Linked DNA regions of Homo sapiens: regions 2 and 3 are each linked to region 1. Evidence: chromatin loops called from intact Hi-C (ENCODE). Cell type or tissue: IMR-90. All regions are shown on one strand.

The links. Hi-C counts contacts between places; a loop is a spot of excess contacts. Peaks named below come from ENCODE experiments on the same cell type or tissue, not always from the same donor. Only the 100,000 strongest peaks of a DNase experiment are listed, where the experiment ranks them.
Region 2: it touches region 1 in a loop (2.7-fold over the local background); 8 of 110 quality-filtered maps call a loop at or near these places.
Region 3: a loop joins it to region 1, with 5 times the contacts of the local background. A loop is called at or near these places in 9 of 110 quality-filtered maps.

What each region holds. Positions count from the first base shown.
Region 1 is chr6:22,145,013-22,147,512 of GRCh38, forward strand. The region is part of intron 9 of CASC15 (cancer susceptibility 15); the gene reads left to right. It overlaps NBAT1 (neuroblastoma associated transcript 1), which reads right to left and starts at 2,181. Exons shown (of 3, transcript NR_034143.1): 1 at 2,028-2,181; 2 at 1,667-1,739. RefSeq lists an enhancer at 206-707. In IMR-90, a CTCF peak has its summit at 1,009; a DNase peak (open chromatin) is centred at 1,019; H3K27ac peaks cover 1,276 bases.
Region 2 is chr6:22,827,589-22,830,088 of GRCh38, forward strand. No RefSeq gene overlaps it. Among named protein-coding and RNA genes, the nearest start is that of LINC03005, 110 kb to the left of the region's middle. In IMR-90, a CTCF peak has its summit at 1,064 (motif pointing left); a DNase peak (open chromatin) is centred at 683; H3K27ac peaks cover 359 bases.
Region 3 is chr6:21,945,278-21,947,777 of GRCh38, forward strand. The region is part of intron 5 of CASC15 (cancer susceptibility 15); the gene reads left to right. Among named protein-coding and RNA genes, the nearest start is that of NBAT1, 200 kb to the right of the region's middle. In IMR-90, no CTCF peak of the experiment used is centred here; a DNase peak (open chromatin) is centred at 1,354; H3K27ac peaks cover 949 bases.

The sequences.
Region 1 (2,500 bases):
TCCTTGGTTAACTTTGGAGAATTCAAATTGGGAAAAGGTTGTCTTGAAGGACAAAAGATGTGTGCAGTTACTGGACCTTGAGCTCCAAGATGGCAGAGACCATGCATCTCTTGCTCATCATTGGAACCCCAGGGTCTGGGACCATCCTTGACACACTTATACAGTGAGAGGCTGAAAGGGCATCTCAAATGAATTAAAGGCCACTTACCTTGATATCTACACAGTCCAATAAGACATGTTGTAGACAATTACCTCCCACCTGTTTAATGATTCTCCGGTTCTAGTTAGCCGGCATAATCAATTTTGCTAAAAAGGTATACCTCTCACGTCTTGGGAAGGACGTCCCAAATAGGCAACTTACTTAATTCCAGGATGAGTGACAGAATCTACAGACCCTGAGGCCATCTCACTTGTACTTGCCTTAATGTAACTAGTAAAGCATACCTGGCAGTGCAGCACCTCCACAGGAAGGTGCTCCAGAAAGCAATTGTTTGCTCTCACCCTGCTGAGAAGTAGCAATATCCATGTGGCTTAAGGGCTGTAGCTGCAGCCATGAGCAGTGTTAGAAAAATATCACCACCATTTGCCAGCATGAGATGCCAAACTGCAAATAAGAGACATGTCGATTCAATGAAGCAGAAACATTTCACTTGTTTTTAAGATTACTTGCGAGAACTTTATTGCTATGTGTTTGTCTGCCTTTAAATAAGAAATTGCATTTTTAAAAAACCATCTCTTCTCTTCTCCCTACAAAGGGACGAGGCTTTCCTACTCGGGTGAATATTGCCTGTGCTGCTTACCGAAGAAAGGGAGCAGTCTTGGCAAGCATCTTATTAGTCTAAAAATAAATTATTCAGAATGCAGGTTCAGATACAGATTGCAGGGAGAGATAATAGAATAGGTTTTCCAAGCCTGATCATGCTATGAAGACGTGGTGTGTGCTTTTCAGGAATCCACTTAAGTGGAATCAGCTTTGACTAATACATACTAGAAATAATATTGCTGCCATCCAGCTAGTGTCTGTGGTACAGCATCCTCAGAATGTCTTCAAGTATCCACGGCCTCTTTAGTCTCTGTAAGTGCGCATATGTAAAAGTGTATATGTATTCCCAAGCAAGCTTCAGAGGCATGCTTCTCATTGTTCTTTTAAGGAAATGTCTTCCTGGCCGCCTGAGAGGGGCATGTCTCACTTGAGGTTTGTCTCCCTCCTGCTCCCCCTGCCTGGGTGAAATAGTTGACCACATCAGCAGCCGACTGCAGTTTGTCATGTGGTTTCTCATGTGATGCTGGGTCTGCAGCACTTGGGAGCAAGAGTCTTTGTGACTGGCACTCATGGACAGACAGTGGTGTTCAGGGACAGAACAGATTTTGGAGGGGGTGGGGAGGCCAATAAACCAAGAAACGTCAGAAATAAAAGTCGCATGAAGTACTCTGATCTCTGTATTTCCTTTTTTTTTTTTTTTTTTTTGAAATTTGATTTTAACTCTTGCTTTTTTTTATGGTTTGTGTCTGTTTTTTCCACCCCCGCTGGCGCCGAGCTGCGCTGTTTTGTGTTTCTTTTTTTTTTTTTTTTTCTATTTTTTTTTTTTAAATTCTGAAGCCAGACCGTCTTTCCTCACAGCTCCACGGCTGCATCTCCGTGGGCACGCAAGCTTCCCCTGGTTACCTGAGCTGCTCCTGCCGTCTCCCGCCTGGGCTTCGCCGTGGTGCACCCGATCCCGGAATCGTGCGTCTGCGCCCTGCGAAAGAAGGACCTGCTGGCGGAGCTCCGGCCGGGGTCTCCTGCCTCGCAGCTGGGCGAGGGGACTTGGAGGACAGGGTGAAGCTGCAGAAGACCTGGGGTGGGATGGCTAGAGAGGACGCCAAGGACTGGGGAAGGGGAAGTTAGGAATACCTTACATCCAATGCCCACCCGTGCTCCGCAGGGCAAGGGCAGCCGTCGCCTCGGCCGCGTGCACCCAGCTCAGGCTGTTCCCAGGGATTTAGTCTGGGGGGACAACCCATGGCGAGATGTGGTGGCATTTTACCTCAGAGTGGAGCTGAAGATGGATAAACAAGGTATCTGATGTATCTGCCTGAGAAGGCAGAGCTGGAGAAAGGCGGAGCGAGGGAGCGCGTGAAAAGAAAGAGATGCCGAATGCCGGGTGATTGTCTGCCGCTTGCTGTGCATTCTCATTCTAGGGAGGATGGCATAATTTATAACCCAGCACATGGATAGAGGAACTGTAAATTGTAGTCTGGATGTCCCCGGCGCTGTCGACGAAGGAACTGATGGGCTAGGTGACTGTACCAGTGTCCCCAGAGAAAATCGCAGCCTCGCAGCATGGATTTAAATGCATGTGCATGCATGTAGAGACATGAAAAAAGGTTTCTGACCATTTTACACAGGAAGTCTGTCACTTTGCTGGATCGGGCTTGATTGCAGCTTGTGTTTTCAGCTCCAGTTCAACACCCATTTCCTGACTAGTGAGACAGCATGGCCAAAGCAGCTGCATGCAGA
Region 2 (2,500 bases), 680 kb after region 1:
ACATACAGAAAAATTAATTGAAGAGCTTCAGAAATTACTATAATTTGGATTTATTCACAGGAGTTAGCCTACTTTACTGTTCAACGTAGAAAGATATGTTAGTTATACCATGAAACATCAAACTGATTTGAAGAAAAGTATAAATTATAATACAGAATTTTTTAAAGGCCTAAATAAGCCTATAGCATATCAGAGCAGCAAGTGAAACGACTCAGATATCCTAAGTCTCAGCAATGCTCTTTATCACTTTGGAATCCAAATTTCCAGTTTCACTATTGTGATTTCAGAGGGTAGCTACATAACTAAAACTCATATGCAGCACATGTAGCTACAGGGCTTCTGCTGTCTTCTTGTTTCAAAGAGGCATGAGCTGTTGGCTCACCAGATTTTTAAATATCTATTGAGGGAAACAGAGAAACAAAGCAAAGGGATTTTTTTTAACTGCATGTATATGTGTGTCTGTCTGTTTCTCTACTGTGTGGGTGTGTGTATGTATGCAAAATTATATGACATTATATACAAGTATATATCCACAATAATATATATGTATGTGTATGTATATGTGTATATGTATATAAGTCTGAAAGTGTTTTTTTTTATTTTTTCCTCCAACCCTTCATAAGGTGAAGTTTCATCAAATCACATCATGTGACTCTCCAGGAACCTCACTGAACGGGTCTGACTCATCGTCTGGGAATTTTAAATAGGCATGTGCTTCCATGAGAGTTAATACTTAAAAATACACGTACACACAAACTGGCAGTGAAAGAGAGAAAAAAAAAAACAAAACAAGTGAAACTTTTGCTTGGCACAAACGCTCAGGTCAGACACTGGCCACTCAATATTTCACAGTTAATTACCAGGTGGAGTTACCTTTAGAGTGAAGGTGGTGGCTCCGTGCTCAGGGGGCAGAGGCAGTAAATCTATATTTATATCATTAAGTCAGCCAGGTTGGATTAAGCAGTGAAAGGGACTGCCCCTGAAATCGCTGACCCTGATTCCCCTCTGTGATATAAAATTTTCCTGAGAACCGAGGGCTGTGTCTGCCCACTAGTGGTCAGGTGGCAGAGCTGGTGGGACCCAGACATTCCCTAGAGGATTTTATGCCAAGTTCTATCTGGATCAGTTGGGAATTGGCCCTGGCCACCCAGTCTGCTTTTTAAAAAGCATTTCGAGATCTATCAACTCAGCCCCATGAGATAAGTCAGTAAGAATAACACAGGCTATGTCAATCTTGAGGGAAGGTTTCTGTTTGCGATAGTTACCTTAAACTCTTATTAATGACGAGTAACTGCACTAGGAACTAACATTTCTAATCTATTACCAAAAGATCACCTGAGTCAGTAACACTCAGTAAAGACTAATCACTTTTTTCTTTCTCTTCCCAGACCTTCATAGAATACCACAACGACGTTTTTCTATTTGAAAACTACGAAATGTTCTTCCATTGTTAAAAGAATTAATTTGGAAAACTTTAAGTTAGAATTAAAAGTCTTTTACTCAATTGGCCCCAAACTATAATTTCCTCTTTATCTTTATTAAGTTCCTAAATGAAATCTGTATTCTAGCTAAACTCAAACACTATTGTTAGCTGACTTTTCAGTTTTTCCTCCATGCTTTACTCATGACTGCCTACTTGAAGCACTCACCATGTTCTAATACCTACCCACCTACCTACTTACCTATACAAATATTACCCTTGATTCAAAGCCAAATCCTACATCATCAAACTCTGAAATGCCTGAGATTAGCATGTACTAAGTATATGAAACTTCCTATAGCCTCCTTTCATTGCCATATTTGTATCTCAAGCAATAACTTAGATATATGTCATCTCTACAGGAATTATGTCATATACTCCTTTTAACCCTTATAATGTCCGGTAAAGTTTTTTGTTGTTGTTGTTGTTTTTATTTGTTTCTGGTTTTTACCTTGGAAAAGGGTGTCCACAAATATTTGTTGAAAGTAAAACACAGAGATAAATCTGTGATTAAATTTATCAGTCAAGACTCAAATCCAACACAGTTTTATTGTGGTCCAACGTAATAGCACCAATAACAAAGCTACCCCTCCATGGGTTTAGTTTTCTCTATAACTCCTAGGAACATTAATCTTGCATTGTGGGTAGAAAAAGGCTGTTGGGTGGCGTATTGACTCCCTGATAAAGTATAAATTTTCTTCAACCTTCACATGAGTGTTAGACTTCATGATATGCAGATTTTCTCAATTTTAGCACATTTTAAAATAAAAACTGTTTGTATGAAATACCATTGGAAAACTTAAATAAGTTTTAAGGAAATTCAAATCCATGAGCTCATCCTTTTCTTTCACCACTTCTTTGTCCAGTGACATTAGGAACAACCAGACCATCTCATTATATTCACTAGTTTTCAAAAAATGTTCAGTAGCATCATACATAAAGTTACTGAGTTCCTTGATTCTTTTAAGTGAGTGATTAAGAAGATCCAAAGCAGATATTTTGTGTATCTCTGTTACCAAT
Region 3 (2,500 bases), 200 kb before region 1:
AAGTGCTGGGATTACAGGCATAAGCCACTGTACCCAGCCAACTTTCCCCTTTTTAACATAAAAAGTTGGTTATTAATTTTTAAATCAATCAAATGACATCTGGTATTTTACTGATTTATTTGCTTCTGGTTTCTTATATCCCATAACTGTTCTTTGGCTTCACCTTTTAGTTTATTGAAATACATCCTTTAATATTTACTTTTGTTTTCAGTTTACCATCATTTTTCTTAGGTCTTTTTTTCTTTTTCCTGGAAGAAAAATTATAAAATTGTTATATAATATTTGATACATATGAAGGTGCACAAATACACACACATGAACATACACCTACAAACTGTAGGTATGTTATGAACCATAATAGTAAGTGAATTCACCATAGACATTTCCAATAGAGTTCACTCTACATGTATAAAAACCTCCTACTTCCTTCCCAGAGGTAACCACTAGTCTGAATATAGTGTTTCTCATTCTTTTGCCTTCAAAAACATACATACTAGGTTTTCAAAAATAGGTTTCAATAGGTTTTTTTTTTTTTTGAGACAGAGTCTTGCTCTGTCACCCAGGCTGGAGTGCCGTGGCACAATCTCGGCTCACTGCAACCTCCGCCTCCCAGATTCAAGCAATTCTCCTGCCTCAGCCTCCTGAGTAGCTGGGATTACAGGCACGTGCCACCGTGCCTGGCTAATTTTCGTATTTTTTTTTTTAGTAGAGACGGGGTTTCACCATGTTGGTCAGGCTGGTCTCAACCTCCTAACCTTGTGATCCACCCGCCTCAGCCTCCCAAAGTGCTGGGATTACAGGTGTGAGCCACCACGCCCGGCTTCAGTAGGTTTTTAAAATAACTGTAATAGGTTTAAGATTTGCTTATGTTTAACTTCATAAAAAATACTGTCACCTTGTGACTTGCCCTTTATTCAGAATCATGTTTCTAAGACTTAGTGTTACCGGTAGCAGCAGTTTTTCTACTACAGCTGTGGATAATATTACATCATTTGCATATACTACAATATATTTACTCATTCTCCCATAAGTAGACTTTTGGTCATTTAGATTTTTCCTATCAGTAGCAGTGTCATTATGAACACTGTTGTTTGTGTATGCCAACTGATGTGCTTCACGAGTTTCTCTAAGGCATGCACCCTGGAGTGAAGCTGCTTGGTGTAAATTATACCCACGGGCCCATCAGGTATCAAACTCCAGGCACCATTGGCTCATAGCTCTGGATTCCAGCAGCCTGTGGCTTAGCTCCTCCTGCCAGTTGGCCTTTGTGGTCTGTTTCTGGTCCATGATGAGGTTTATAATTTTTGTCCCTTGGGATTTCCCTTTTACCCTTTGCAATAGGTTTGGAACAACAGGGTCTGCCACTTGTGAACTCAAGGCATATTCATGAAATGAAGTCACCATCATTTACTTCTTCAAATATTTAGTGGTCAGAACAGAGGCCGTTTCTGGAATTATAAGGTTGAATTCTTCATACGATGATGTAGCTAGATTTTTTACAACTTGGTTTGTGTGTAAGGAAGCAGGTTCTTTTCCCTGAGTGTAATGTATATCAGCACTTTTCAGTGAGGGTGATTTTTTTTTTTTACCCAGGGGACATTTGTCAATGCCTAGAGACATTTTTGGTTGTCATGAATGGGGTAGGTGAAGGTAAAACTAGCATCTAGTGGGTAGAGGCTATAGATACAGCTAAACATTCTACAGGACATTGAACAGGGCAGCCCCCCACAACAAAGAATTATTGAGTCCTATATTCATAGTATTAGGGTAAAACCACAACCAAAACCCTACAATGTATAGGACAGCATTGCACAAAAAAGAATTATTGGGTCCAACATTTCAATAGCGCTAGGGCACCCTGATGTATGTGAAGATGATCAGTCATTGTGTTCTGAACGTATGATTCTAACACTAAAATTTGGGCCAGGCGTGGTGGCGCATGCATGTCATTCCAGCACTTTAGGAGGCTGAGGCAGGAGGATTACTTGAGCCCAGGAGTTTGAGACCGGCCTGAGCAACATGATAAAACTGTTTCTACAAAAGATAAAAGAAATCAGCTGGGCGTGGTGACATGTGCCTGTAGTCTCAGCTACTCGGGAGGCTGAGGTGGGAGGATCACTTGAGCCCTGGAAGTCAAGCCTGCAGTGAGCTGTGACCATGCCATTGCACTCCAGCCTGGGCAACAGAGTGAGACCCTGTCTCAAAATAAATTCATATTTAATAGAGTCACAACATTTTTTGCTTTTTCCCCCATGCCATGTCTTTGGAAGTGTGTGTTTGGAATGCCCAGGTAATACAGCTAGTGAATTACTTGCCTAATTTAGATCAAAGTATACAATTAGTGTGAAAAGAAAGATGAATTATCAAGAAGTAACGCAGGCTATATGAAAAATAGCAGGGTTTAATTTCTATTTCTGTCTGTCAGTGGAATTCTGTAAACGCTAGTGGACATTCTTCCTGTCCTAGCACGACTTCTCTTCCCAGCCATCTCAAGCTTTGA